Linked DNA regions of Mus musculus: region 2 is linked to region 1. A link is a loop called in an ENCODE intact Hi-C map of the cell type or tissue named here. Cell type or tissue: gastrocnemius. All regions are shown on one strand. Each heading gives the region's core, and the rest is flanking DNA. Links, peaks and the distances in the headings are about the cores only. Region 1 overlaps Nlrp14 (NLR family, pyrin domain containing 14). Region 2 has its middle 40 kb from the start of Rbmxl2.

What was found. Hi-C counts contacts between places; a loop is a spot of excess contacts. Peaks named below come from ENCODE experiments on the same cell type or tissue, not always from the same donor. Only the 100,000 strongest peaks of a DNase experiment are listed, where the experiment ranks them.
Region 2: a loop joins it to region 1, with 4 times the contacts of the local background. A loop is called at or near these places in 1 of 42 quality-filtered maps.

Annotation. Positions count from the first base shown.
Region 1 is chr7:107,188,806-107,204,669 of GRCm38, reverse strand. It overlaps Nlrp14 (NLR family, pyrin domain containing 14), which reads right to left. Exons shown (of 11, transcript NM_001002894.2): 6 at 14,477-14,647; 7 at 13,441-13,611; 8 at 12,054-12,224; 9 at 8,458-8,628; 10 at 7,353-7,523; 11 at 6,567-6,893. The coding sequence ends at 6,761. It also overlaps the pseudogene Gm3765. Among named protein-coding and RNA genes, the nearest start is that of Rbmxl2, 13 kb to the left of the region's middle. In gastrocnemius, for the core only: no CTCF peak of the experiment used is centred there; no DNase peak of the experiment used is centred there.
Region 2 is chr7:107,241,070-107,256,933 of GRCm38, reverse strand. No RefSeq gene overlaps it. Among named protein-coding and RNA genes, the nearest start is that of Rbmxl2, 40 kb to the right of the region's middle. In gastrocnemius, for the core only: no CTCF peak of the experiment used is centred there; DNase peaks (open chromatin) are centred at 6,143 and 6,507.

The DNA of each region.
Region 1 (15,864 bases), core at 7,915-11,914:
GTCTGTCAAACAACTTCTGACTCCTGGTACCCCCAGCCTCTGGCAACTCCATTTTACTTTAATACATTTGACCACTGCTCACTAATTACTCAAACAATATGGAATAAAACTCTTTAAATATTTCTCTTAGTTCACATACATTTGTGCTTTATCAGTCAACAATACTTATTCAATGTTGAAATATCAAGTCTGTCTGCTTCTAGGGACGTGGCTTCAGACCTCCCCCTGTACCCCATTAATTTATTTATACATTTTGTGTCCTGATCACAGTCCTCCTCTTCCCAATCCTCCCCTCGCAAGCCTCTCCCTCATCCCCCCATTCTCCCTTCCCCTGTGAGAAGGGGAAGCCCCACATCCCAGGAACCACCCGAGCCTGGCACAACAAGTCAGTGCAGGACTAGGCACATCCTCTCCAATTGAGTCCAGACAAGGCAGCCCAGTGAGGGGAATAGGATCCACAGGCAGGCAACAGAGCCAGCCCCTGCTCCAGTTGTTGGGAGACCTCCATGAAGACCAAGCTGCATATTTGCTATAGGGGGTGGGTCCTAGGTCCAGCCCATATATGCTCTTTGGTTAGTGATTCATTCTCTGGGGGCCCCACAATGTCCAAGTTAGTTGACTCTGTTGGTATTCTTGTGGAGTTCCGATCCACTCCAGGTCCCTCAGTCCTTCCCTTAACTCTTCCACAAGACTACCTGAGCTTTCATGTTTGGCCGTGAGTCTCTTCATCTTTTCCAGTTAGCTTCTGGGTGAAGCCTCTCAAAAGACAGTTATGCTAGGCTCCTGTCTACAAGCCTAGCAGAGTATCATTAATAGTGTCAGGGACTTGTTCTTGCCCATAGGATGGGTCTCAAGTTGGGCCAATCATTGGTTAGCCATTCCCTCAGTTTCTGCTCTATCTTTGTCCCTGCACATCTTGTACATGGGACACATTTTAAGTCAAAGTTTTTGTAGGTGGGTTGCTGACCTTATTCCTTCACTGGGAGTCCTGCCTGTCAACAGGAGGTGGCCACTTCAGACTCCATATTTTTGATTCCTAGGAGTCTCAGGGAGAAACTCCATCACTGACTCCCTGGAGCACCCCCCAATTCTGTTAACTAGACCAGGCCTTTGTCCCTAGCTCTCCCTACACCTGATCCCCTTTCCCCGCCTCAACCACCTCTCTTTTCCAGTTCTTTCCCTCCATCCACCTGCAGGGATCATTTTATTTCCCATTTTGAGAGCTTCAAGCATCATCCCTTGGGTTCACCTTGTTATTTAGCTTCTTTGGGCCTATGGATTGTAGTATGGGCATCTTTTACTTTATGGCTAATATCCACTATAAGAGAGTAAGTACTACCATGCATGTCCTTTTGGGTCTGGATTACCTCACTCAGGGTATTTTCTAGTTCCAACCACTTGTCTGCAAATTTCATGATGTTATTGTTTTTAATAGCCAAGTAGTACTCCATTGTGTAAATGAACCATATTTTCTTTATTTATGAGTTGACGGACATCTGGGTGGTTTACAGTTGCTGGCTATTATGAATAAAACTGCTATGAACATAGCTGAGCAAGTATCCTTGTGGGATGATGGAGCATATGTTGGGTATATGTCTAGAAGAGTATAGATGGGTCTTGAGGTAGAACTTTTCCCAATTTTCTGAGATGCTGCCAAATTGATTTCTAGAGTGGTTGTATAAGTTTTCACTCTCACCAGGAATAAAAAAAGTGTTCCCCTTGCTCCACATCTTTGCCAACATGTGCTATCACTTGAGTTATTGATCTTAGCCATTTTAATAGGTGTAAGGTGGAATCTCAAGAGTTGTTTTAACTTGTATTTTCCTGATGAGTAAAGATGTTGAACATTTAAGTGTTTCTCAGCAATTAGAGAGTCTTTTATTTAGAATAATTGGGTTATTTGGTTTGTTGGTGTCTAGCTTCTTGAATTCTTTATTAGCCTTCTATCAGATATAGGGTTGTTAAAGATCTTTTCCTATTCTGGAGACTGTTTTGGCCTATTGATGGTGGCTTCAGACTTGTTGTTTTTTAAAATTTCTTAAATTTTTTACAATCCAGTCATTAGCCCACTCGGGGGCCGGCCCTCCCAAATTTCCTCATCCCATTCTTCCTCTGTCTCCAAGAGGATGTCCCACCCCTCCCAAACCCTACCCCACCCCACAATCCCTCCCTACTGCCTGGGCCTCAAGTCTCTAAAAGGTTAGGCACATCTCTCACTGAGGCTGGATCAGGCAGTCCTCTGCCGTATAGGTGTTGTGGGCCTCAGATCAGCTAGTATATGTTGCCTGTTTGGTGGCTCAGAGATCTTAGGGGTCTGGGTTAGTTGAGACTGCTGATCTTCCTATGGGGTCACCCTCCTCCTCAGCTTTTTCCAGCCTTTTTCTAATTCAGCCATAGGGGTGTGCGGCATCTGTCCATTGTTGCATTTCCCTGATCACTGAGGACCTTGAACAATTCTTTAAGTGTTTCTCAGCCATTCAATTCACTCTGTTGTGAATTCGGTTTAGTTCTATATCCCATTTATTTGATAGGGTTGTTTTGTTATTTGGAGGTTAGTGTTTAACCAAAATATGTTAAAAAAAAAAAGCGTAGAATCACTCTTAAGTGGCAAGTTGCCCTTTAAAACTGAGGGAGACTGCAACAGTGCTGTCCAGGGTCCTGCTCGGTGGCAATGGAAATCTGGCTGGGGCTGGCTGCTCTGCTCCATTCTGAGTCTAGAGACTCAAGGCTAGAGCAAATCCATCAGTGCTGTGTTTCCTGTCTGAAGCAGTATGTGCCTCCCCTTCTGCAAACTTGCTCTGGGCTTCTTTCTGCCATTTGCTCAAGGCTAGCACACTGTTTCCAGTGCACTCACCTCCTCCACACAGGTCCTGCCCCTCAGGTCTCAACCCATCCCACCCTGCTCTTAGTCACCCTCTCCCCACCCTTAATAACCCCCCTTCACTCCCACAAGTAGCCTTTCTTCTAAGTGCTCTCCCTGTAGCTACTCACTACCACCTCATCCACACTGAGCTTTGGCAGCACTCCCAGGGCAGAGCTTAAACTGTTCCAATTCACAGACATAGATGCCTCACAGGACTTTTATATTGGGTTTCCAGCCATCTAAGTAGCATCCAGAGCATTCCCACTCAATCCCACCAGCAAGCCACACATGATACCATGGAGAGGAAAATGCTTGGGTGAGCCTTTGCTGAATGCTCATTTGCCATGTCATGAATTATTTGAGTCAGGATCTCATCATGTAACTCTTGATGCCCTGGAACTCACTTTGTATATCAGGCTCAACTTGAACCCAGAGATTCACATGCCTCTTCCTTCCAAGTGCTGAGTATTAAAAGCATGCACCACCATGCCTGGCTCCAAAGTCACTAGTTTTTCCACCCCTACCACACAGAGTTCTGGAATGGTTTGTTCTACAGCTTTACTTAATAGCTCCTAACAATCTTTTACAGATAACTACTGTGCCATTTTATCGAATGAGTATTTTTATTTTTATCTCCAATAGCCTATGCCCTTTCAAAATTAAGCTCCCTTTTGTAACAGGAGCTACAGAGTACTCATTGAAGAATTTTATTCCTTCATCTACCTAAATTACTGATTCTCAACCTACTTAGAGGTTACTTAAAATGCTCACTTCTATGGAGAGTCACCCCAATATTCTTTTTCATTGATTCTAGTATGGAGTGTATATAAATCTACATTTAAAGACACAAGTGACTTTGACATTGGCAGTACTCAGCACACATATGGATGCCATTCTAATAGAATAAGTTAGAGTACATGTATGAACTAAGTCAGGACTGTGGGAAATCAAGGCTTGTGAATCTTTAGTCCTGTGGTAGATAATTTAATGTCTTACTTCCCCCACCCCCATCCTCAATCAAGAAAATGCCCCCATAAGATCTAGCTATAGTACATTTTGAGTAATTAATGCAGGAGTGCCCAGCCCATTGTGGATGGTGCTATAACCTGGGCTTGTGGTCATGGGTTCTATTAGAAAGATAGATGAAGCTTTTTGGAATGGGGATAGCAAAGGACTTTTTCAGGAACCTAGTAACCTGTGGCTACTGGCGGCTATAGGTGGTGCCTGAAGAGTGGCCTGAACATGGAAAGACCGACTGAGGGTCACTATCTTGGTGGGGCTCCAGAAAACAGAAAATGGTATCCTGTATGGAATGTCGGGGAGCAAGGAATAACATTTGAGGATTGGCAACAGAGTTGGCATGACAATAGAAAGTTTCACTACCATAAGAGAATTATCCTGTGTTTTCCTTGAAAGCCAAATGAAGATGAGACCAGTAAGTACCAGGATATATGTGGAAGAGGAGGTGGAAAGATAAGAGCCAGAGGTGATGGATAAATCAAAAAATTGTGTCTTCCAGATACAACAGGATGGCTGGAGATATGAAATCACAGAGCTCAGAGTAGTCTTTCCCAGTGACCAGGTCCCCAGCTTGCACTGAGTTCAAGCCAAAGATCATGAATTCCAGCTGCCAAGTGACCTGCGTGGCCTGGGTCCACTGCAGCGTGGCCAGAGACACCAGACAAGGTAGAGCTAAGTAAAGAGGAAGTGAAATGTCTCATTGCTGAAGCAAAAGGAAAATTACAAGAAGGATGTGGTAGTGAGGAAGAGGAGGCAAGCAGTCCTTCCAAAGATGGCATGCAGAGTGCCCAGACCCAGGATGGGGATCCACAAGATGACTGTATGCTAGATGAGCTGGCCGAGTACGACTTAGATAATTATGACAAAGAGGACAACCCAAATACTGAGACCATTGGCGAATCTCTATTGGCTTTACGGCATATGGTAGTAGTGATCAGGATCCATAGGTCACCCTGGAAGACATGGAACAACATGAGCATGAAGATTTCTAGATTAAGCCGACTAACAACATTGTTTGTGGCCATGCTGAACAAAGGCGGTGCAATTTAGAGGTACACACTTACAATCAAGGAGTCTTTCTATGCCCACCTGACATACTCCTGTCTGCCTACCCTCTGAGTGTGGAATAGCTGAAATTTGATCCTAGCCCAGATCTGTCTACTGGAAATTACATTGCTGTGGGAAACATGACCCCTGTTGCTGAGGTGTGGGACCTGGATATTGTGGACTCTATAGAGCCAGTCTTCACAATGGGAAGCAAGCTTTCTAAAAAGAAGAAAAGAAGAATAGTTCCTCAGCAGAAGAACATATTGATGCTGTCCTTGATGTTTCCTGGAGTAAGACAGTCAGAAATGTGCTGGCAAGTGCATCAGTAGATAACACTGTAATTCCCTGGGATCTGTCTGTGGGGAAGCCAGCAACCAGGTTTACTGAGCTTACAGACAAGGTTCAAACTCTGCAGTTTCATCCATTTGAAGCACAGACACTGATTTCTGGACCCTATGACAAATCAGTGGCTCTGTATGACTGCAGAGATCCTAGCCAGAACCACCACCTATGGTGGTTCAGTGGGCCGATCGAGAGTGACCTGGAATCACTTCATACCGTGTCATTTCTTGGCTAATACAGATGATGGCTTTGTATATAATCTGGATGCATGTTAAGATAAGCTGTTTTCTTACACTTAATGCACACAATGATGAAGTCTCTGGTCTTGATCTGAGCAGTCAGATCAAAGTCTGCCTTATAACTGCTTCAGCAGACAAATTTGTGAAGATCTGGGTCATCTTAGGAGATAGGACAAGTCTCATTCATTCTAGAGACATGAAAATGGGAGTTCTTTTGTTCTTCATGCTGTCCTGACTTGCCATTTGTTTATGACTTTGGAGGACAGAAAGAAGGGGCTTCAGGTTTGGGACATAGACACTGTCTCTTCAGTAAATGAAGCACTTGGAAGATGGGAAAGACTGGTTATTGGCAGCATGAAAGGTTTATTTGTTAGTGGTCCCTGTGGGAACAGGAGCCCACAGACACCAATGGTGTCCTGACAAAGGTCACAGCCTAAAAATGCTCATGTGTACCTACAACCATAGATGGAAACAAAATTCAGTTCCTGTTGTCATTTCTCTCTGCAGCTTTGGTGGCAGTCGACAACCTTTGACTGCCTTCAACTGGATACTGTACAGAGTTCTTGCATTTCTTGAAAATAACGTATAAAAAAATGAAAGAAAGAAAAGAAAGAAAGAAAGAAAGGAAGGAAGGAAGGAAGGAAGGAAGGAAGGAAGAAAGAAAGAAAGAAAGAAAGAAAGAAAGAAGGAAAGAAGGAAAGAAGGAAAGAAGGAAAGAAGGAAAGAAGGAAAGAAGGAAAGAAGGAAAGAAAGAAAGAAAGAAAAGTAAAACGAGCAAGCCATGTTGAGCCAAGTCAGTAAGAAGCATCCCCCCTGTGGCCTCTGCATCAGTATCTCCAGGCTCCTGTCCTGTGTGAGGTCCTCTCCTCCCTGCTTTAATGATGAACTGTTATATGGAAATGAGAAAAACCCTTCCCGCCACAAGTTGCTTTTGGTTGTGGTGGTGTTTCATCACAGCAATAAGTAACACTAACTGGGACAAGTCCTATCATCCAGTTCATTTCTCTATTTCCCAGGGTTTTAAGCTCCATAGTGAATAAAAAACATGACACTTGTGGCATTTTATGTGCTTTGCTTTACTTTCTCAACCTCCACGTGAAACCCAACAAACATTTTACAGAGACGTGAGCAACCTACCCCTACTGAGTGCAGTTCAGTGCTTCTGGACATAAACAGTATTTCTTACAAGTTAAAGACTTTGCCACTTGGAAGTTAGGTTTTTAAATTTTTTACAGGCACATCCGGTTCTTCAGAAATAATTCCACCAGCACCCACTTTCTGTATTAGGACACTCTGGCCCAATGACCAAATGTGGATTATTAATTCTTACATCGACCAGAAACTTCTTGATTTTCTTCTTCAATATTTCCTTTTTGTCTAACCTGAGAAAATAAATGAACATCTTTTCTACCTTCTAAAGCTTTAGGAGAAGAAACAAACCTTTGCTAACACAGGGAATTTAACACTGATGGCAAGTGGGAATTCAAGATATGAAGGAGATGCAGCAAACAGAAGTGGCATATTAACAAGGGCCTCTGGGAGCCTCTTCTCAGGGAAGCAACCAATACATTCTTGTTAATTATACTGGGCACTGTGTCAACCTCAAGTCATAGATCCTTGGAATAGCCTCAAGGATCAATTTTTCCACTTTACAGACTACTTTGAGATACTAGCAAATCTAGTTAAACAGGGGTGGGGCCAGAACTCAAATTGAGGTAGTCTGGTTCCAGATCAATCTATCAAAGTGCAGCAGGCTGATTCTGAGGGCATCAGTGAAAGAATGGGTACCTAAATCCCTCAACCTAGGACATAGTGCCTCTGAGAAGCAATTTAAGACTTACGCTAGAAATTCCATTTTGCATGTTGGAGATCTCAAGACTTTACATAGATTCTTAATTGATTCATGATCAAGGGCATTCTTCATTAAGTTCATTTGTATCACACTTTTGTTGTTAGATAAGATACCTAAGAGATCCTGACAGCAACCAGGGGTCAAACCACAGTTTTCCAATCTACAGGGAAGAGAGACAAAAAGACAAATAACTTTATTTTATGGCATAGGACAAGCACTTAAGAGATCTGTGAGCTTTGGAAGATAATCTTAGAAACTAAGAGATATGAATATAGCTAGAGTGAATTCATGAACTACAGGAACTCACATACTTATGAGTTAAGCATATTTCCTTCTGACATGAATTACAATTCTATTTGTACAAAGTGTTAAGCCCCTTTACCTACTGAATCATCTCACCAGTCCCAACTTAGAAACTTGCTACTGAGTCCTTAAAAAGCAAGAAATAACAAGGCTTCAAAAGCAGTGTTATTTATGTAAATACACATCCAGGGCTAGGGGAGAGCTTCCAGTAGGTGCCTTAAATCAGGGTTCAGATTGCTGTGATAAAACACCATAACAAAAAAGTGATTTGAGGATAAAAGGGATTTTTTTTTTTTGTCTTAAACTTCCATATCACACTGGAGGAAATCATTCGTGGAGGTGTGTGCATGCCGCAGTGCTGAGACTATGTGTGGTAGTCAGAGGAAAGTTTTCAAGAATTGGTCCTCTCCTACAATTTTGGTTCTGTCAGTTCTGAGGATCTAGGACTGAATGAACATGAGTATATAGAAAGGACAGGAGATTACAAGCTCCTTGAGAACTTGGCATTTCTACAGAAACATGATTGGTAAAGTCCTCTATTTCATATGAAAACTTCATTCAAGGACAACTGGAATATCTAAACAATGACAGAGCATGGAGGGCCCCAATAGGATAATACTTATCTGAGACACTAAAGAAAAAGGCAAAGTGAAGATTCTGTAGCAAAAGGCATATAATATACAGGCCCATATATTTGAAATTCTGATCCTTATTTCTCAAAGTAACTTATCTTCTATAGCACCATTTGTTTTTTATTCTCCACATACAAAATTACCTTTCTCTGAACTCACCCTAGCCTCTGAACGTGGCAGTTGGGATTTCTTAAAGCATCACACAGAATATTCAGACCAGCATCATCCAAGATATTGTGCCCAAGGTCTAGGCTCCACAAGTTTGAGTTGTTCACAAGAACAGAAGCCAGATCCCCACAAGCCTTACTCGTGAGAACACAGCTCATCAACCTATGGACAACACATAAGAGGAGGAAAGAGCTCTTTAGTAGCATGAGCTATGTTCTTCCAGGAGAGTTGCCCAGGCAGTTAAACCTTTTTTTTTTTCTATGTATTAGTACAACCCAGGACATAACTGAGGTGACAATATCAATAGAAACAGATGGAATTTCTTAATGAGCAGAAGAAACCAATGTGTAAACAGTTATCTCTCATAAAGTCGAGTGCATATTGGTTTTTTAAAAGCATTTTTGATTCCCCCCTAGGTATTTAAAAGATTACATGTATGAGTGTTTTGCCTGCATGTATGTACACAGCATACACTCCTAGTATTAGAGAAGTCAGAATACTGTGCTTGATTCTCCCGGTACTGCAGTACAGACAGTTGTGTACCACCACTAATGCCCAGCAGCATGAGTGAAGTATATCCATTTTAAAATACATTATTAATGCCTGGAGAGATGTCTCAGTGGTTAAGAACACTGGCCACTCTGACAAAGGAGAGGGAGAGGCAGGCAGATCTCTTCGAGTTTGAGGCCAGCCTGGCCTACAAAGAGTTCCAGGACAGTCACGCCTGTTACTCAGAGAAACCCTGTCTCAGAAAAAAAAAAAAAAAAAAAAAAAAAAAAAAGGATGAAAACGTTTCCAAGGAGCCGTAAGGGTACCCTGTAGGACTTAAGGTTTTTGTTCTTCTTTTTATATGTTTTTAAAGTAAGTTTGGAGGTCTTAGGGTATAGGTCAATTGTAAAAGCCCCAGTTTCAATCTGCTATACACATAGACACAGATACCAAAAGACACACAGACAGACACATAGAGACAGTTGTTAAAATTCTATCTTTTGGCTATGATATGGCTGTTGTACTCAAACTCACAGCAGCTGTGGTTATCAGCCCAATATCAAAATGGGTGAAAGATGGCAGCATCTCTATGTTGACAAGTTTTGAGAGGGAAAGTTTTCTTTTGGGGGTGTAGCTATGTTCTAATAGATGACCCCATACATTTGCATAGGATCAGTACTCTTTAGACTTAGTGGGTTCTAAAATAATAGTAAATTAAAAGAGGCTATGAAGGTGACCACAAACATGTGTATTAAGAAGGCAGGCTGAGCAAAGGCCTTAGATATACTGTGCTCTCTCTCTCTCTCTCTCTCTCTCTCTCTCTCTCTCTCTCTCTCTCTCTGAGACAGGGTTTCTCTGTATAGCCCTGGCTGGCCTCGAACTCAGAAATCCGCCTGCCTTTGCCCCTTGAGTGCTGGGATTAAAGGCATGCGCAACCACCCTGGCTGATATACTGGTCTCTTAGAAATTGTTTTTGTGGTTACAGGAAAGGCATTGGCTTATCTTATCAAGCCGAGTAAAGATCAAGGAAATTCAGAGTAACACACATTAAATATATCTTGTCCCTAAGGATGTGGATGAGTGCTTAGATGTTACAATAAACTCATTTGGGAGTTGTTACCAAATACCTGAAAGTAAGGCAACTTCAAGTGTCCAAAATGAGGCAGAGCATTATGTTAGAAGGGTGTGGCAGGTAACATGCCAACCTAGTGTCAGGCTAAGAAGCTGGAAAGAAAAGTACAGGGGTGGGGAGAAGTGAGCCTTCACAGGCTTCTTCCAAGCAGAATCCAGGTGGGTGAGGTTTCTTTCTATCACAACCTCAGAGAAGCTCTGTATAATGAAGATTTTCAACATCTAAACTTTTGGGGTGGAACATTTCAAATTCAAACTATAACAGCTTTCATGACTCAATCCAGTCAGGATAACACTTTGTGTATGCCAAGAAGCTGAAGGTAAAAGTTGAAGAAATGCTGGGGCTATAGAGCTGGAAAAAATGGCTCAGTGGTTAAGAATATTGTCTGCTCTTCCAAAGGACCTAGGTTCAATTCCTGGTACTCACATGGATGCTCACAGTTGTCTACAACTTCAGTTCCAGGGCTCAAACACTCTGCCTTTCATGGATACCAGGCATATATGTGGTGCAGACACATACATGCAGGCAAAACTTCCATACCCATAAAATAAAAATAAATCTATATGCAGGATTTATATCTCTAAGGACTCAATCATGAGAAGATCGAGCTGCCAACTAGGTTGAGACTGACACCTCAGTCTTATTTTGGAGTTTTTATATGATGAATTATTAAATATCATAAAGTCATTAAACTAATCTACAGGATAATTTAAAGTAGTTAAAAGTTTTCTGGAATAGCACCAAATGAAAGGGAATCTCGCCCATACAATTATCACCATGATGTATTTAAGCCATGCATATTCTTGCTTTTTTTTTTTTTTTTTTGAGACAGGGTTTCTCTGTATAGCTCTGGCTGTCCTGGAACTCACTTTGTAGACCAGGCTGGCCTCGAACTCAGAAATCTGCCTGCCTCTGCATATTCTTGCATTCTTAAGAGAGCTCAGGAATGAAAATGGCTACTTTTAAAACTGGAATTTAGGGCAAAGTAGTGGTATTTCTCTTCTTCCAGTGCTCAAGAAACAGTCGGGAAGTGGCGACTTCTAAGCTAGTTCTTGCTGCTCAGTGAGACCTCATCTCAAAACTAAAATAAAAAACTAGCTGAAAAAATTAACTGGAAAGGGAATCATGACAATGAAAGGAGAGATCTCAAGAGAGGTGGGAATAGGAAATAGAGGAAGGGGGGCACTGGAATATCCACAAGGGGAGGAAAAATGAATACAGAATATAAGGACATATACATATGGAGATGAACCTCAATACTTTGTATGGAAACCCCCAAAAATTAAATGGTAGGATTAATAAGAAAAATATATTAATTATAATAACACAAAACCTTCCGGTTTCTTTGAATATTAACCTAACAGGAAATTAGTTTAAATATAAACCTGGAAATGGAAAGATGGTTCAGTGGTTAGGAGTGTTCTCTCTGCCAGACGGTCCAGTTTAATTACCAGCACTTGCGTGGAGGCTCACAACTGTCTATGTCTCCAGTCTTGGGGAATCTAGAATCTTCTGGCCTTCCTGGGCACCAGGCATGCACATGTACACAGGCATCCATTCAGGAAAACCACCCATATACATAAAATTATAATTAAAATAATTAAATACCTTTTGGAAAAACGAATAAACCTGAAAGGAAAACTAGTAGAGAAATTTCAGCCTTGTGGATGCAGCTGATAGACAATAGATTTCCTAGGGCACAATCAAAAACTAAAATGCCTCCTGTTCAGCCTGATGCCTCTGAACTCTGAGGGAAGCAGACCATGATGGTCATAGTAATTGTAGGTTTTGGTTTGGTTTTAAACCAAACAGGGTCTTTAGCTTTCTCCAACAGAAAGAGAAAAGAGTCCGATCTAATCTCCTCCTCTGATACTCATATTTCTCAGTTCTTCCTTTCACCTCTCCCCTGCCTTCCAAGATCACCCATAGTCCAAAGTACACAACACTAGAATCATAAAAAACCTACTCCAGCTCCTGAAGATTGCAGTGTGGCTGCTGGAGGGAGTGACACAGAAGCTTCACTCCATTATCCGCCAGCTTGTTTTGTCCCAGGTCCAGATGTACCAAGCTCCTGTTGTGCAGGAGAGCGGTGGAGAGATGCTCACTGCCAATCGGAGTGAAACTGCAAGACCTAAGCCTACAGAGAAGCACAGTATGAGGAAAGATGGGAGTCAGCCTTTATTGCCCAGTCAAAGTCTCATGTCTGCTCAACACTCCATCTCAGGGCAGACTTCCTACTGCCATCTTGTCCCCTCAGGAGTCACATCTACATCAAACTCTTAAAAACTGGACTCACTCTCTTCAGAGCCAATCCCAATGTCTGTCCCTTTTTCCAATTTTCTAAAACAGGGTCTCACTTTGCAACACAGGTTGGACTACCCAAAATGGGTTTGAAATGCAATGCTTCTGCCACAGTCTCCCTAGTTCTAGAATTACGGGCACCATACTTGGCTCAGCTTTTCATACTATCAAATGGTAATCTTTTATTTTCCTAAAAAAGTATATAGTCCACTCTTGCAAAAGTAGCTACATGGAATAGAGAAGCAGGCATGAGAACTATAATAGGAATAAGCAAAGTCAGTATTCTTTGTATATGATAGTGATGTTTTAAATCAGTAATTTAATAATTTTGGTACAATATGCCTTATATATGGGGGAGAAATAAATATAACCCTTACAACAAATTAATTTGAAAAAACTAAATATGTAAACATTAAATTCAGGATAAATTTGGGATAATGTGTGTTTAAGAATTAAAAATTATAGGATTACAAAATTACATTTTAAAAGTTATTTCTAGAAATGATAAGTTTTAGGAGTTATAAGACATAATGACTTACAAAAAATGTAAACATCTGGCCTGGGTATATAGTACATGCCTAGAATCCAAGCACTTGGAAGGCTGAAGCAGGGGAATTTCTAATTCTGGACTGGCTTAGGCTATATAGCAAGTTCAAAGTTAGCCCAGACTACATAGCAAGTTCAAAGCTAGCCCAAGCAACACACAATCATATCAAATTATTTCAAAATTTCATAATATGGAAATGATCATACAGGAAGTTAGAGATAAAGCAACAAGATAGAAAAGTTATCAGTAGTATATAAAAATATGCATGATAGTCATCAGGTATGACTTTTAGAACATCCAGAAGAAAAACTGGAGCCTTTGAGGAAGCAATTGCTAACATATCAAAACCCCAAAATATATGAAAACATGCTCAACAAAAATCATTTACAAGTTGTGGTTTTTAAAGATTCTAATATATATATATGTATGTATAGTGTGTGTGTACATACACATATACATTCATTCTAAGCTATGCTAGTTTGGGAAGATGACAGCAAACACTCACACAAGGCTCTGCAGAGTACACTGTGGATGCTTCAAGGTATGGCTGAGCAGCTTTATCCCTTCATCTTCTAAGACGTTGTCTGACAAGCATAAATGTGTCAGCCTCTTGCTTTTGGTGAGAGCCGAGGAAAGAACTTTACAACCAGCTTTTGTGAGGCCACAGCTTGCTAAGCTGAAGTGGAAATAGATGGAAAAGGACCCACGCATCAGTTTCCAAAGGTCCTGCCTTACTCCACTAGGAAACTATCTGATACTTATATCGGCCAATTTTCCTGTAGAATCAACCCCAACAAACATTTAACTTGTGAAGTCCATTGCATTTAAGTACTGGAGAGAATGAGACAAAATGGGAGAGAGGTCTAGAAAGTGTGAAAACAAAATAGAAAAGTATAAAGCCAAACACAAGAGGATAGGGCTGGGAAAATAGTTCAGTTGGTAAGCCCTTGCCAGGGAGAGAGAGAGGGGGAGAGAGAGGGGGAGAGAGAGGGGGAGAGAGAGGGGGAGAGAGAGAGGGGGAGAGACCCACACCTACTGACACCTCTACTCTCCCACAGATACATACCCCCACCCACCCCATCCCCCAACACACTCCCATTTCCACCCCCAGACACAGACACATACCATCACTCCCAGACACCCCCACCCCCAGACATAGGCCTCACCCTCTACCCAGACCCCCCCCCCCAGTCACATACTCTCTCTCCATCAACACATCCAGGCAGAATCTACAGAGACCCCCCCCCCAGTAGACAGACCCCTCTCACAGGCCCACCCTGCTCCCCCCCCAGATAGTGACAGAGGTGCATATACACTGAGCCAGAGCCAGACTGAAAGAGACAGACACAGAGACATAGAGACACAGAGGCAAACTTGGGAAAAGGGGACATCTGGCCATACAGCTTAGTGTTATTAGATGCTTACCACGTTCAAGGTTCTAGACTTAATCCCAAGACAAAAGGAAAATAGAAAGGCATACAAAGAAACCTGACCCAGCTATGTTAACCCACACATTATTCCTATCCAGTCCATTGACTCACGCCAGTCTCTCTAGAGAAGAGTTTGGATTTTCTAAGACCTCACACAACGACTTTACTCCATCATTTGATAGATTGTTGAGGGACAGATTCAGAAATACCAGGCTCCTATTGGTTTGGAGAGCATTGGATAACTTTTGACAACGGGCTACATTCAGGTCGCAGGATGCCAACCTGAAAAGCAACACACAGAAGGGGAAATGACATTTCAGAGAATTAGAACCACTGTTCACTCAGCCTGGCCTGGGGGTGGGGGCAGGAAAATTCAGCTTCCTTTCATAAACCAAAATATTTAATAGCTGAAGCATACGGCCCTGATAGATGCTTCTTCTGTAGTCCTACTTAGTTCTCTATCAGGTTGGAAAATCCCAATGCCTTTCGAAAATATGAATGACTACACTTTTAAATCCATTAAATGGTATTTTTTTTTTTCACAATGAGGAAAGGGGTTGCCTATACCTACAACGAGAAGATGGGACAGAGGGAAGCTGTGATGTTGGCGTTGTATACTGATTTGCAGAGCAAAGATGAACCACAAGTCAAGTGCCAAATCTATGTCTCCCATGGGTTTTTATTCTCGAGTCAACTCACATTTTCTAAACAACCTAATTTTGCTTTAATATTGAAAATTTTTATTGTTAAAGCACTTGGTAAATTAAAAGAACTTTACCCACCAATAAGGTTAGTCAGACCCAAAGTCTATACATCTTAAGTGATCTTCTACAGAGTTAGAATAATGCCAGGGTGGAAAGGTGGGAGTGGGTGGGTAGGTGGGGGAGCACCCTGGTAGAGGCAGGATGGTGGTGGGGGTGGTGGTGGTGGGGTGGGTTGGGAGTTTCCAGAGGGGAGACCTGGAAAGGGGATGACATTTGAAATGTAAATAAAGAAACTATCCAATAAAAGAAAAAGAATGAAGAAAAAAAATAAAATAAGGGATTATTGCTTGGTTGGCAGAGTGCTTGCCTAGCATGCACAAAGCTGTGGGTTTGATCCCCACTTCCACATTATAAAAAGAAGAAGCAGCAAATAAAATTGAGTGAAACAGAAAGTACATGTGATATCCTTCTAAATATTTGCACAAAGGCCTATGAAGAGGTGACATGGGCTGTGTGCACAGTATGTGTAAGAGTTAGGTGATAGGACATTCCAGGCATACTCTATTGTCTTTTTTTAAAGTTATTTCATTTGTATTGTTTTAATTTCTTTTTGAAAATTTTATTAGTAAGGCCTAGCCTTTAAATAATCTTTTTTAACCGAATCACTAGATTCCCTTTATCACAAGTCAGGTTTGTATTAGTAGGAACAGGAACAGTTCAGTGTCATCCTGTCTTCTGTCACTGTAACAAAATAAACAAGTAACTAAGTGGGGTAAGATTCCTCTTGTTCATGGT
Region 2 (15,864 bases), core at 4,546-8,545, 56 kb before region 1:
AATGCTATCCCGAAGTTCCCTATACCCTCCCCCAGCCCTGCTCCCCTACCCACCCACTCCCACTCCTTGGCCCTGGCATTCCCCTGCACTGGGGCATATAAAGTTGCAAGACCAAGGGGCCTCTCTTCCCAATGATGGCCAATTAGGCCATCTTCTGCTACATATGCAGCTAGAGACTCGAGCTCTGGGGGTACTGGCTAGTTCATATTGTTGTTCCACCTATAGGGTTGCAGACCCCTTCAGCTTCTTGGGTACTTTCTCTAGCTCCTCCATTGGGGGCCCTGTGTTCCATCTTATAGCTGACTGTGAGTATCCACTTCTGTGTTTGCCAGGCACTGGCATAGCCTCACAGGAGACAGCTATATCAGGGTCCTTTCAGCAAAATCTTGCTGGCATATGCAATAGTGTCTGGGTTTGGTGGCTGATTATGGGATGGATCCCCGGGTGGGGTAGTTTCTGGATGGTCCATCCTTTCTTCTTAGCTCTAAACTTTGTCTCTGTAACTCCTTCCATGGGTATTTTGTTCCCTATTCTAAGAAGGAATGAAGTATCTAATGAAGTATTGGTCTTCGTTCTTCTTGATTTTCTTATGTTTTGCAAATTGTATCTTTTAAATAACATTTATGTAAGTTTTCTGTGCCTGTTTTCCCCATCTATAAGTTGGAAATAGTACATATAATTCAGAAGGCTGTTTCATTAAAGGAAACACTGAACAAGCATTTGCACACTGCCTCCAGGGAACACTGGAGCACTGAAAACATTTCTGCATCACAGGTGAGATGGAATTCTTCCATCTCCTTTGGAAGCACAGGCAAGTACATCACTGGCACCTTTCCAATTATTCATTTCGGTTTTTTCATTCATTAACATTCGACAGATGATGGTGATGTACTGGGTTTTCTTCTAGGAGCTGAGCATCCATTCAAAACCAAAGTCCTAACTATAGAAACTGCAGCTGGGGCCTGTGCACTCCTTAGTCCCTGGGAGTTCTGGGGAGGTCTGTGGGAGTAGGTGGGTGGGTGGGTGGGTGGAGGAACACCCTCACAGAAGCAGGGGAGGGAGGATGTGATACGGTGTTTCCGGGAGGGAGGGAAACTGGGAAAGGGGATAACATTTGAAATGTAAATAAAGAAAATATCCAATTAAAAAAAAAAAAAAAAGAGCCGGGCGTGGTGGCGCACACCTTTAATCCCGGCACTCGGGAGGCAGAGCTATACAGAGAAACCCTGTCTCGAAAAAAAAAAACAAAAACAAAAACAAAAAAACCAACCAACCAACCAAACAAACAAACAAACAAAAAAAAAAAAAAAAAAAAAAAAAAGAAGAGAAAAGAAAAGAAAAGAAAAGAAACTGCACCTTTACCCTGGGAAAAATTTACAAGAATGAATTCACAGCTACAAAGTCATATGGTTATCCATTTTCTGTCACTACTTAAACACCTTAAACTAAATTATATACTGGTAGCTATCTTAGACTAGAGGGACCATAGAAAGACAGTTAAATAAAAATAACAATGAAAATATTGGAGGCACAACAGTTCTCCTTTATCTACCAAGGATGTGTGTCCCCAGGACTCCAGCTTAGCCTGAGTTTGAACATCCTAGACTCTAGAGCTATGGTTTTACCTATACATACATACAAACCCATAATATGCTTTTGTTTTTCAAATCTGCATAGTAACAGAGTGACTAAAGCAGCACTAAAGTATAAGAACAATAATATGATATGACAAAATTAGCAGGATGACTATCTTTAAGACTATGAAGAACAAAGCAAGGATTACTTTGAACATAAGCACTGCCTCTGCTGGAGTTCTAGTTTCATCACTCTCTTCTGTGACCCTCGGGATCTAACAAGGCACTTCACATATACTGGTCAGCGTTCCAGGCTGGACACACAAGTACTGTGATACTGCAGCAGTTGGTCTGCTAACTGAGATGGCTACTGAGTAACCAACAAGCAGGTGGCATATACTGCCTGGATACTCTGAGCCATGGGATGTATCACATCCTGTTTAAGACAGACCAAGATGATATGGGATCTCATTACTGTTCTCCTCCAACTTTTTTACTAATAGTTTTTGGACCACAGCTAACTAAGATTAATTGGAACCACAGAAAATATGACTATTTTAGTCAATGCTTACCAGAAAAAAAAAAAAAAAAAAGGACAAAAACCTAACCCTTAAGAAGGCATTTCTGAGCCAGGCGTGGTGGCGCACGCCTTTAATCCCAGCACTCGGGAGGCAGAGGGGCAGAGGGGCAGAGGGGCAGAGAGGCAGAGAGAAAGGCAGAGAGGCAGAGAGGCAGAGGCAGAGAGGCAGAGAGGCAGAGAGGCAGAGAGGCAGAGAGGCAGAGAGGCAGAGAGGCAGAGAGGCAGAGGCAGAGAGGCAGAGAGGCAGAGAGGCAGAGAGGCAGACAGGCAGAGAGGCAGACAGGCAGAGAGGCAGAGAGGCAGAGAGGCAGAGAGGCAGAGAGGCAGAGAGGCAGAGAGGCAGAGAGGCAGACAGGCAGACAGGCAGAGAGGCAGAGGCAGAGGCAGAGGCAGAGGCAGGTGGATTTCTGAGTTCAAGGCCAGCCTGGTCTACATAGTGAGTTCCAAGTCAGCCAGGGCTACACAGAGAAACCCTGTCTCAAAAACAAAAAACAAAAAAAAACCCAAAAAACAAACAAACAAACAAAAAAACCAAACAAACAAAACCCCAAAAAACAGAATGCATTTCTGAGTCCTTAAAAACGGTTATAAAGATGATGAAGTGTAGCTTTTCACAGTTAATGGTTTCTGGCAGGATAGAGGCAGGGGAGGATCCATTTTTCTTTAAGGGGCTGCCCAGTGGGAGTTTGACCATGCTCTAAGGAGTATTTGGGCAATACACATTAGACTTGGTGTGTTTTGGGAGGGGTTGGGGTAGGGGTGCAAGGGAGAGGGGAGGAGGGTAGACCTGGGAGGAATGAGAAGCAGTGTGATCAGGGTACATTGTATGAAATTCCCAAACACTAAATATATGTTGTCGGGTGGTGGTGGTGGTGTCTCTCTGAGGATATCCTGAAGAAACAAAATGCAGAAGACATGTACTGCAGACACAGGTAATAACTAGTGTGGTGCCTCTCAAGTGGGAATGATCATCCTCATTTCAGAAGCAGAAAGTATCTTTAATGGAACAGGCAAGAAAAGATAAGAGAACAGACTGGAACGTTCTGTGAGGCTTCTTAGGCCAGAGATTTTATTATGAATGAAAATTTAAAGCAGTAGAGTAGCAAGATTGACTTACATTTTAAAAGCTAACTCTGACTTACAAGAGTGAATTCTGTAGGAGCAGGATTGCACCAGGAGCAAGAAAAATCATCAAGCAGAAAACCAACATCAACGGCCAACTAGCACCACCAAGGCAGAGGCGTGCAAAAGCAGATGGAGTCACTTAGAGTTAGAAATAGAGTTCTCTCAGTTACTATTGCTATTGTTATGACAAATTGCCCTGGAAAGAGTTCCTTAGGGAAGAGAGGGCTTATCTGGCTCACAGTTTAAGATACTATACATCTGAGCAGGGAAGTCAAGGCAGATGGAGCTTGAAGTAATTGGTCATATTCTGTTCACAGACGAGAGTGTTATTTTCTTGATTGCCAAGATTTCTTGTTTGTTCAGCTTGTCTTCTCGTATATATTACATATGTATTATATAAGTGGAATATATTACACACACATACATATGTGTGTGTGTGTGTGTGTATGTATATATGTCTGTATGTATGTATGCATGTACTTTCTCTTTTCCTCCTTCCATCCAGACTTTTATTGTGAAGTCTAATATATATCAGGCTGGCCTTGAACGCATAGATGTTTTCCTGCTTCTGGTTCCCAAGTGCTGGAATTATAGGCATACATCACCATTCCCAGCTTTCAGTTACTTTCTAAAAATAGCCAAGGCCTATCTACTTCCTAATGATGGCACTGCCCATGGTGGGCTAGGCCCTCCTTCATCAGGTAGAAATCAATAACATATCCTCAAAGACACCACAGGCCACTCAGTGGCAATCTCCCCATCAAGACTCCTTCAGATAACCCTGAATCGTGTAAAGTTGACAGTAGAAGCTAGCTAGGAATGGCTAACCTCATCAAGACAATTCCTCACAGATGCATGTCATATATACAGACACCCTACCCTTACTAGTTACAAACACGCTTTCAAGACTGGACAAAGTTCATTCTCACAGGAAGCTGTTACAACCACCTCTGCGCGAAGTGCATACATACATACATACATACATACATACATATATACATACATACAGTATTAATGCTTTGTTCTGGCTCTTCAGCTTCTGTTTGAAACTGTACATACTAATCAAAATGTTGCTTCAATGTTATTTTTAAAACCCGTGACCTTTGTTAAGGTACTGCAATTTGGGAGTTTAAACAAACAAGCCAAGTATGGTGGCGCATGCCTTTAATCTCAGCACTCGGGAGGCAGAGGCAGGCGGATTTCTGAGTTCGAGGCCAGCCTGGTCTACAGAGTGAGTTCCAGGACAGCCAGGGCTATACAGAGAAACCCTGTCTCGAAAAACAAAAACAAAACAAAAACAAACAAACAAAAACCCCAAACCAACAAAACTAGATAATCCCTCACAGGCAGGGGTATAGGCTAGCCTAATCTAAGCACCTCACGGGTATATATGGAAGCTTGACTCCTAGGTGACTCTAGATCCTGTCAAGTTGACACTCAATTGGTGATACACTGAGTACATGAAAAGTCAAAACAGATCTAAGGTATATTGCTGGAGCAATTTTGAAAAACTCAGACTTTTTTTTCTTGAAGCTGATAAGTGTGTTTAAGTGATCAAGAACATTAGACACTCACTCAGTTTGCATATCTGAAGAAGGAAAGTCAGAAAACCTATCTATCCCATAGTCGTCTCTTCTGAAGTCTACTTCGGCATGCCACCACTAGGGCCATGAGCCAGGGAGTGCTCACCTGTGTCTGTGGCAAGTCTCATGAAGAATCTTCACTACAGTGGCAGTGCGCTCCATCAGCTCACCAACAGGTAGGTATTAAGCCTTTTAAAGTTCCACCAGCTCTGGGCATGCATATTGGGTGCACAGGCACATTCCCAGGACACCCTGAAGCTGAGTCTCCTATACTATTCAAGGCCACAGTCCTGAACTACCCATGAAACTGCACCTTGCAGCCTTTGAGTCAGTTTCAGTTCTGGGCCTCATGTATGCATCAGGATGGACTCCAACAGATAGTCTCATGTAAATAACCTGTCTTCCCCAAACACAGTATACCATGAAGACAATGCCACGAGAAACCGCTTTTGCTTACACAAGGTGAAAATGTCCTTTTAAGTCTAGTCCCAGGCAAAGCTGGTCCCACTGATCATGCTTAATAAAACAATTTCAATATATTATTTGCAGTAATGAGAGTCCTCCAAGTTGCTATCTCCACCAATAGAGAAGACTGCCACAAAGCCAAAATTTCTAATGTTCCTCAAAACCAAACTTAATCCTATATAATCTTGAATTCTTTTAAATAAGGAGGTGAGCGAGCCTGGTCTACAGAGCAAGTTCTAGGACAGAGAGAGCTGTACAGAGAAATCCTGTCTCAAAAAAACAGAAACAAAAAGTTTGTGTGTATATGTATGAACTAAATCTGAGGAAAGCAGGGGCAATCCATGAGCCAAAGCAAACGTGGAGACTGAGAGGCCTCTAGAAACATAAGTCAGCTTGGAGGCTGCTGGGGAGCAGATCATTTTGAAGTGAGGTAAACTAACTTACAAATTAATTGGTCCAGGCAGCATCCATCCTGCAGAGCCTTTTATAGACAGTGTGTCTCCTTCTGTAGAACAGGCCAGGCACAGAGAGCCAAATAAATGCTTCTTAACACAATAATGGTGAGCTTTACTGCTCAATAGTGGACAAGGTCCAGAGTCAAGCTGGCACAAATCATTTCTCTCCTGCCACACTGTATTATCTAAAAGAAAATGTCCTTGTGTGCCACGTTTGCATCTTAGGTTAAGTTTTTTTTTTTTTTTTTTTTTTTTTTTGTCAATCATTTTTAAGTGTTCTTTCCCATTTTCTCTTTAGGAGAGACTAAATTAAGCTCTGCTCCTCTTTTTCCTGACCATGCATTGGGCTCAGGCCAGGGAAGTGGCAATAAACACACTGGGGTGGGGGTATGAGGCTTCTGGAGCTGATGGGATGAGCCTCTTATTTGGAAGGAGTAAGGTACCTTACTGAGTGAAGGGCAGAGGGAGAGTAATGGATGACCTGAGAGAACTACAGGGGGAAAGGAGAAAGCTAACAGGAGGAGAGGGAGAGGGGGTAGCAGGAGGCATCAGAAGATATGCCTTATGGGAGCATCATCTCTAGAGAGGATAGAACAGTTTTTCAGGTGTTAACTGCATGCTCTGACGCTGTCCCTGCCGGACCACGTTCCTGTCCTTAGATGACTCCTCTCTTCCATTCATTATCTCATACCAAGCTCTGCGTGAGTCTGGCTGAGTGGTTAGTGGAAGCCTTGCTGCCTAGTCCCACAGCAGGGCTCTGGAGGAGACATTTTCTTTTTAAAGGTTTGAGCCAAAAATCAAAAGTGATTATAGTAGTGACTGTGACACTCCAGCAGCCTGTGCCCTCACAGATAAGCAGTGCTGGGAAAGGAAGGTCCTGCCACCCATAGTACTACAGGTCACACAGGGTGAGAGAGGAGGACAGTGCTCACTGACATGAGAGCTACATGGTACACTCATCACCTTTGCTACTGTTTCTTGACCGATGAAACAAGTACATTACTAAAATTCAGATTAAAGTTAACTTATATAAACGGAACATATACTTTCCTTTTACTTCTGGTACTTGTTTGAGACACAGTCTCATATATCCCAGATTGGACTCAAACTGACTGTACTCCAATAAGACTCTGAACTTCTAAAGCCTCCTTTGGCTTTGGGGTACGTGTACACACACACACACACACACACACGTTTGCACATGCACATACACTATACTCATAAATGTACCTGTAACAGTCTATCTCTCTCTCCCACACCCCCACCCAACACCTAGTATCAGACTGAAAGGCAAATAGTAAACTAGAGGACAGATTATATTAACACAGTAAAACTTAATGTGTTTAGAATAAAAAACTTGGATGGAAACAATGATAGTTATTCTTAATACATCATACTAGCAAAGCCTGAAACATGCTCAATGCTGGCAAAATTACAAGCATAATATTTTCTGGAAAGCAATCTAGGAATGGGTTCCAGGTGTTCTAAATATCTTCATAACCTCTGATCTATGCATTTAACTTTTGGAATAGATTATAAGGAAATGATATTAAATGAGATAAAGGGTTTGAACACACAGTTGTTCACTAGAGCAAGTCAGTGTCTAATATTTGGAGAATGATAGGGAAATTAGAGTAAGTCCATACAGTGGAACACAATGTCACTTTTTTTTTTTCCAAGACAGGGTTTTTCTGTGTAGCCCTGGCTGTCCTGGAACTCACTCTGTAGACTAGGCTGGCCTCGAACTCAGAAATCTGCCTGCCTCTGCCTCCCAAGTGCTGGGATTAAAGTCCTGCACCACTACTGCCCAGCTCAATATCACTATTAAAATAACAGACACTAGAAATTTTTAATAGGGGCTTGAGAGAAGGCTCAGTAGTTAAAAGTGCACACTGCTCTTGCAGAGGGCCTGTATTGTGGGGGTGACTGGAAAGTAGGGGACTCACAGCCACCTGTAGCCCCAGCTCCACCTGTATGCCTCTGGCCTCCATAGTACAAATACTCATAAGCACATACACATAAATTACCTTTAAAGTTTCTAACAACAAAGAAAAGCTCTTTTATGTTATCATTTCTCTGTCTTTCTCTCTCTCTCTCTCTCTGTGTATACGTGTGTGTCTGATATGTGTGTGAGGTATGTGTGTGTGATGTATGTATGTGTCTGGTGTGTGGTGTGCATGTATGAGAGATGTAGGGGTGTGTGTGTGTGGTATGTGTGCATGAGACCTGTGAGAGGGATATTGTTGTCAGGGTTACTATTGCTGTGATGAAACATCATGAGCAAAAGCAAGTAGGAGAGGAAAGGGTGTGTTCAGCTTACACTTTCACATCACAGTTCATATCCAAAGGAAGTCAGAAGAGGAACTCAAGCAGGGTAGGACCCTGAAGGCAGCAGCTGATACAGAGGCCATGGAAAGGTGCTGCTAACTAGCCTGTTCTTCCTGGCTTGCTCCTCCTGTTTTCTTATAGAATCCAGAACCAGCAGCCCAGGATGGAATCACCTACAATGGGCTGAACTCTCCCTATAAATTACAAATGAAGAAAATGCCTAATCAACCAAGTGGAAGCAAGAAGAACTATTCAAAGAATTAACCAAACGAGGAGTTGGTTCTTTGAGAAAATCAACAAGATAGATAAACCCTTAGCTAGACTCACTAGAGGGCACAGGGACAAAATCCTAATTAACAAAATCAGAAATGAAAAGGGAGACATAACAACAGATCCTGAAGAAATCCAAAACACCATCAGATCCTTCTACAAAAGGCTATACTCAACAAAACTGGAAAACCTGGACGAAATGGACAAATTTCTGGAAAGATACCAGGTACCAAAGTTGAATCAGGATCAAGTTGACCATCTAAACAGTCCCATATCACCTAAAGAAATAGAAGCAGTTATTAATAGTCTCCCAGCCAAAAAAAGCCCAGGACCAGACGGGTTTAGTGCAGAGTTCTATCAGACCTTCAAAGAAGATCTAATTCCAGTTCTGCACAAACTATTTCACAAAATAGAAGTAGAAGGTACTCTACCCAACTCATTTTATGAAGCCACTATTACTCTGATACCTAAACCACAGAAAGATCCAACAAAGATAGAGAACTTCAGACAAATTTCTCTTATGAATATCAATGCAAAAATCTTCAATAAAATTCTCGCTAACCGAATCCAAGAACACATTAAAGCAATCATCCATCCTGACCAAGTAGGTTTTATTCCAGGGATGCAGGGATGGTTTAATATACGAAAATCCATCAATGTAATCCATTATATAAACAAACTCAAAGACAAAAACCACATGATCATCTCGTTAGATGCTGAAAAAGCATTTGACAAGATCCAACACCCATTCATGATAAAAGTCTTGGAAAGATCAGGAATTCAAGGCCCATACCTAAACATGATAAAAGCAATCTACAGCAAACCAGTAGCCAACATCAAAGTAAATGGAGAGAAGCTGGAAGCAATCCCACTAAAATCAGGGACTAGACAAGGCTGCCCACTTTCTCCCTACCTTTTCAACATAGTACTTGAAGTATTAGCCAGAGCAATTCGACAACAAAAGGAGATCAAGGGGATACAAATTGGAAAAGAAGTCAAAATATCACTTTTTGCAGATGATATGATAGTATATATCAGTGACCCTAAAAATTCCACCAGAGAACTCCTAAACCTGATAAACAGCTTTGGTGAAGTAGCTGGATATAAAATAAACTCAAACAAGTCAATGGCCTTTCTCTACACAAAGAATAAACAGGCTGAGAAAGAAATTAGGGAAACAACACCCTTCTCAATAGTCACAAATAATATAAAATATCTCAGCGTGACTCTAACTAAGGAAGTGAAAAATCTGTATGATAAAAACTTCAAGTCTCTGAAGAAAGAAATGAAAGAAGATCTCAGAAGATGGAAAGATCTCCCATGCTCATGGATTGGCAGGATCAACATTGTAAAAATGGCTATCTTGCCAAAAGCAATCTACAGATTCAATGCAATCCCCATCAAAATTCCAACTCAATTCTTCAACGAATTAGAAGGAGCAATTTGCAAATTCATCTGGAATAACAAAAAACCTAGGATAGCAAAAACTCTTTTCAAGGATAAAAGAACCTCTGGTGGAATCACCATGCCTGACCTAAAGCTTTACTACAGAGCAATTGTGAAAAAAAACTGCATGGTACTGGTATAGAGACAGACAAGTAGACCAATGGAATAGAATTGAAGACCCAGAAATGAACCCACACACCTATGGTCACTTGATCTTCGACAAGGGAGCTAAAACCATCCAGTGGAAGAAAGACAGCATTTTCAACAAATGGTGCTGGCACAACTGGTTGTTATCCTGTAGAAGAATGCGAATCTATCCATACTTATCTCCTTGTACTAAGGTCAAATCTAAGTGGATCAAGGAACTTCACATAAAACCAGAGACACTGAAACTTATAGAGGAGAAAGTGGGGAAAAGCCTTGAAGATATGGGCACAGGGGAAAAATTCCTGAACAGAACAGCAATGGCTTGTGCTGTAAGATCAAGAATTGACAAATGGGACCTAATGAAACTCCAAAGTTTCTGCAAGGCGAAAGACACCGTCAATAAGACAAAAAGACGACCAACAGATTGGGAAAGGATCTTTACCTATCCTAAATCAGATAGGGGACTAATATCCAACATATATAAAGAACTCAAGAAGGTGGACTTCAGAAAATCAAATAACCCCATTAAAAAATGGGGCTCAGAACTGAACAAAGAATTCTCACCTGAGGAATACCGAATGGCAGAGAAGCACCTGAAAAATTGTTCAACATCCTTAATCATCAGGGAAATGCAAATCAAAACAACCCTGAGATTCCACCTCACACCAGTCAGAATGGCTAAGATAAAAAATTCAGGTGACAGCAGATGCTGGCGTGGATGTGGAGAAAGAGGAACACTCCTCCATTGTTGGTGGGATTGCAGGCTTGTACAACCACTCTGGAAATCAGTCTGGCGGTTCCTCAGAAAATTGGACATAGTACTACCGGAGGATCCAGCAATACCTCTCCTGGGCATATATCCAGAAGATGCCCCAACTGGTAAGAAGGACACATGCTCCACTATGTTCATAGCAGCCTTATTTATAATAGCCAGAAGCTGGAAAGAACCCAGATGCCCCTCAACAGAGGAATGGATACAGAAAATGTGGTACATCTACACAATGGAGTACTACTCAGCTACTAAAAAGAATGAATTTATGAAATTCCTAGCCAAATGGATGGACCTGGAGGGCATCATCCTGAGTGAGGTAACACATTCACAAAGGAACTCACACAATATGTACTCACTGATAAGTGGATATTAGCCCCAATCCTAGGATACCCAAGATATAAGATACAATTTGCTAAACACATGAAACTCAAGAAGAATGAAGACTGAAGTGTGGACACTATGCCCCTCCTTAGAAGTGGGAACAAAACACCCATGGAAGGAGTTACAGAGACAAAGTTTGGAGCTGAGATGAAAGGATGGACCATGTAGAGACTGCCATATCCAGGGATCCACCCCATAATCAGCTTCCAAACGCTGACACCATTGCATACACTAGCAAGATTTTATCGAAAAGACCCAGATGTAGCTGTCTCTTGTGAGACTATGCCGGGGCCTAGCAAACACAGAAGTGGATGCTCACAGTCAGCTAATGGATGGATCACAGGGCTCCCAATGGAGGAGCTAGAGAAAGTACCCAAGGAGCTAAAGGGATCTGCAACCCTATAGGTGGAACAACATTATGAACTAACCAGTACCCCCGAGCTCTTGACTCTAGCTGCATATGTATCAAAAGATGGCCTAGTCGGCCATCACTGGAAAGAGAGGCCCATTGGACACGCAAACTTTATATGCCCCAGTACAGGGGAATGCCAGGGCCAAAAAGGGGGAGTGGGTGGGTAGGGGAGTGGGGGTGGGTGGGTATGGGGGACTTTTGGTATAGCATTGGAAATGTAAATGAGCTAAATACCTAATAAAAATGAAAAAAAAGAAAGAAAGAAAGAAAGAAAGAAAAAAATAAAACAGAACAAATATTCTGAAAAAAAAAAAAAGAAAATGCCTTATGGCTAGATCTTATGAAAGCATTTTCTAAATTGACAGTACTTCCTTTCAGATAACTAGTTTGTATGTCAGTCTGTAATAAGACTAGCCAGCACACATAGGGGTGTGTGTGTGTGTGTGTGATGTGAGTGTGAGTTTAGGTATCCCATGGTACTGCATATATGTATAGGTCAGAGGATAACTTTGTGGAGTTGGTTCTCTGTCCATTGATTCTGGGGATTAACCTCAGGTCATCATGGTTGTGCAGAAAATGTTTTATATTAGAACAAAGAGAATAATATTTCATATAAAAATCACAATAAAGGCAACCAAGAACCTTTGGAGAAATGAATGAATTATAGTCTGTAGTGTGAAGTTTATAAACTTGAGTTGGAGAATTTTTTTGTTACCTGAAGATAGAGAAGAGGTTGTTGCAGGTTAAAGAAAACAATCTGAACACATCAGAAAAAAAACAAAAACAACCCCCCCCCCAAAACCCCAATACTACAGAAACTAAATTTATCAGATATGTTTATTTCCTTTGTTTTTAGACTTGAGTTTACCACCCTAAATTAAAAAAAAGTCACTGATCACCTCTGGAGGTTGCTAGGGAAAATAATTACTATTCATAAAATGGGCAAACTAAGAGAAACAAGCACATATAATGGTTTTTCTCCACACAGATTATATCATAGGGCTGTGTTTCTCAAACTGTGATCCCTGGCTCAGCAACACCGCCTGATAATCCCCACAATCTGAAGCCCTCATTCCCACTGTATACCTACTGAGTCAAAACGCTGATCACCCAGTGGCTGGGCAGAAGAGAGGATAGGTTAGAACTTCTATCAGCCAGGAAATGGAGGGAGAGAGAGAGGAAAGGAGATTCAGATCTGCCATGAGGGGAAGGAGGAAAGCTTCTTGAGAGTTCAGCAGGAGCATGGAAAGCCCTAAATGCAAGTATTGTGAGATCCGGGGCTGGGAGGTAGCCATATTAGCTGAGGGGATAAATATTAATCAGTTGATTGCCCGGACACTGAGGTGAAGCATGAGATTAAACCTTGGTCTGTCTGTGGTTGTTGTGAACTAGCTAAGATAAAGAAACGCAACTGCCATACTACTACATACATTTATATTAAAGTTAACATTTACAAGCAAGTCAACTTGTCAGAAGAGAATTCCTCAAGCACTTCTACCATCTTCCATCTGGAGATAGCACTGGAATTTGAGGCCTTGGGAAGGACATCAATGATCTTCTGCTGGTCATTGCCTCAGCACATAAAACTTTCCTCCTACTAGTACTGAGAGCAGGGCAGTTCTCTCTAGCTAGCAGGTATAGAAGTTTAATCTCCTTTAAACTATCCTAGACTATAAAGGTTAGGAAGCAGATGAAACACTGATGGATTTAGATAGAGACAACACCAAATCAAACAGAACCAACTAGTACGGTACCCAAATCATGATTCCGAAGTTTAGCATTGAGGAAAGAGAGTTTATATCTCATCAACATTAGCTCATTAGTTGTGACAAATGCTACACAATAATATTGGATATTAACCTCAAGGGAAACTGTAAGGGACACAGGAAGATTTATGTACGATTTTTATAACTTTTCCATGAATTTAAATTTTAAATAAGACAAAGTTTATTTGAGCCAAAGGATATAGCTCAAAGTGTACTAAAGGCCCTGGGTTCAGTTCCCAACACTACAAAAAGATGTAAAAAAAATTTAAATCTACTTTAAAGTTACTTTTTCCTAGAAAAGGTTCAAGTGTTCATTCAGACACACATAAATGGTACACACTAAAGGACAGTGGCTGTCACTGTCTTCACCAGGTACGCTCACTTTCTTCCTTGACCAAAGTAGAAACCAATGCTGTCTTAGTTAGGGTTTTACCGCTGTGAACAGACACCATGACCAAGGCAAGTCTTATAAAAAACAACATTTAATTGGGGCTGGCTTACAGGTTCAGAGGTTCAGTCCATTATCATCAAGGTGAGAGCATGGCAGTATCCAGGCAGGCATGGCGCAGGAGGAGCTGAGAGTTCTATGTCTTCATCCAAGGGCTGCTAGTGGAAGGCTGACTTCCAGGCAACTAGGGTGAAGATCTTATACCCACACCCATAGTGACACACCCATTCCAACCAGGTCACACCTATTCCAACAAGGCCACACCTTCAGATGGTGCCACTCCCTGGTCCAAGGATATACAAACCATCACAAATGCAGAGACACATCTGTGTAATACTTCCCTTTTAGGTTGCTAATATTAAAAAGTATATCCAGCCTTCCTATACTGACCAAAATGATTTGGCAAGGACTTAAGCATCTAGACACATGGGGACTTGGGGAGACCTTCTGTTCCAAACCACAGGACCATCGTCCACTTACATATTTTCACTTCAGTCTAACACTGTCTTATGGTCCCCAGACAATGTAACATGCTAGGGGAGGCCGTGGAGATAAATTTGGCCTGGCGCTCTACAATTCATTTTTATTTATTCATAGGCTTGAACCAGAAACAGGCTCAACAGGTAGGTCTAGGTCACAAACAGTAGACTACATAATGGGCATTAACCCTCTCTTCCACCTTTCACAGGGTTGGGAGGTAGGTACAGTTTCAAGTTTCTTAATTACAAAACCTAGACAATGGCTTTAATCCTTTTCCATCATAAAATTCTCAATAGCAAGCGGGGCTCTTGACACATGATACACCTTTAATGTGTTTAATGTTACTGAATATATTTGTTTAATTATGACTTTCCTAAGCTGTTTTTCTTGAAGAGAATAACATTAGACAGAGCTCAGGGAATCATGAAGAAGAGGGAGAAGAAGAATTACAGGAGCCAGAGGGGCCAGAGACACTACAAGAAAACCCACAGAATCAACTAAACTGCACTCAAGGGCTCACAGAGACTAAACTGCCAACCAGGGAGCCTGCAAAGGTCTGACTTAGTCCCTCTGCATATAAATAAAAAATATTTATATAAATGTATATTTGTTTATATATTTATTTATATAGCTATATATAAATACCTCATACCATGTTATAAGAAATCACAGTTGAGTGAGCCAGTTTCCAGGAGCTTGAATTCAAATATGATCTGTAACCTACAGGCCCCAATGTCCCAACTGTCCTAGCCTGAAATGACAAAGTTCTCATCTATATCATTTTATTTTAAAAATAAATTAGAACAAGTATGAACTACTCAGTTCAACCCCTTCTTCAAATGATCGGTGATCCTTGGGAAATGCTCACAAACGGGAACACAAAGAAAGAGATCACAGGAACCGAGGCGCTCACCAACTAGGACATAGATCCTGGACACATCTCAGAACTATGCAGCAGTCTAATTGGTTCCTCGACAAGACAGTGGTTGGATTAGACCAGCCCCACAAACCCTTCACCAGTGTGTTGGTTCACAGAGACAGCCATGATCTGAGCAGAGAACTTCCTTTAAACCCTGTAGTCAGTGTGAGGTGATTCACCCTCATTGTTCCATCAGGGGCAGGCTGCATTTATTCTGAATCTGCTCTTTTAATCCTCTGTGAGCTATCCACATGTGTAAGGCCTCTGCTCTATTATCAGAGTGTAATCTTTTCACTTTTCAAAATAACTTCTCTCTAGAGCTAGAAAGCTTAAATAGGGCACCAGAGTGCTAATCAGCTCCTGTTGGGGTGTGGAGTGGCAGGCATCTGTGTAACAGCCACAATACAGCAAGCAGCAAAGTGAGATTCTCTTAGTCTGACCCAGGGATACAGTAATGCTACCTTCATCTGCGTTTCTATAGACATTGGCTCGCCTCTATTATAAACAGTGTAATGAGCAGAAATGGTGTTAGGGCAGATGGCATACTCTTTACCAGTAGTAACCTTTAAATTCCCAGTCAGTGGAAGTTTCTAGACTAAATTTCTCACTGTGACATGCAAGAATCATCTTCTGAAACACCATTTTTGTTTTCTTTCATTCTTGATAAGGAAACACAGGTTCATTTTTCCTTTAACTTTCCCAGTCAGGATTTA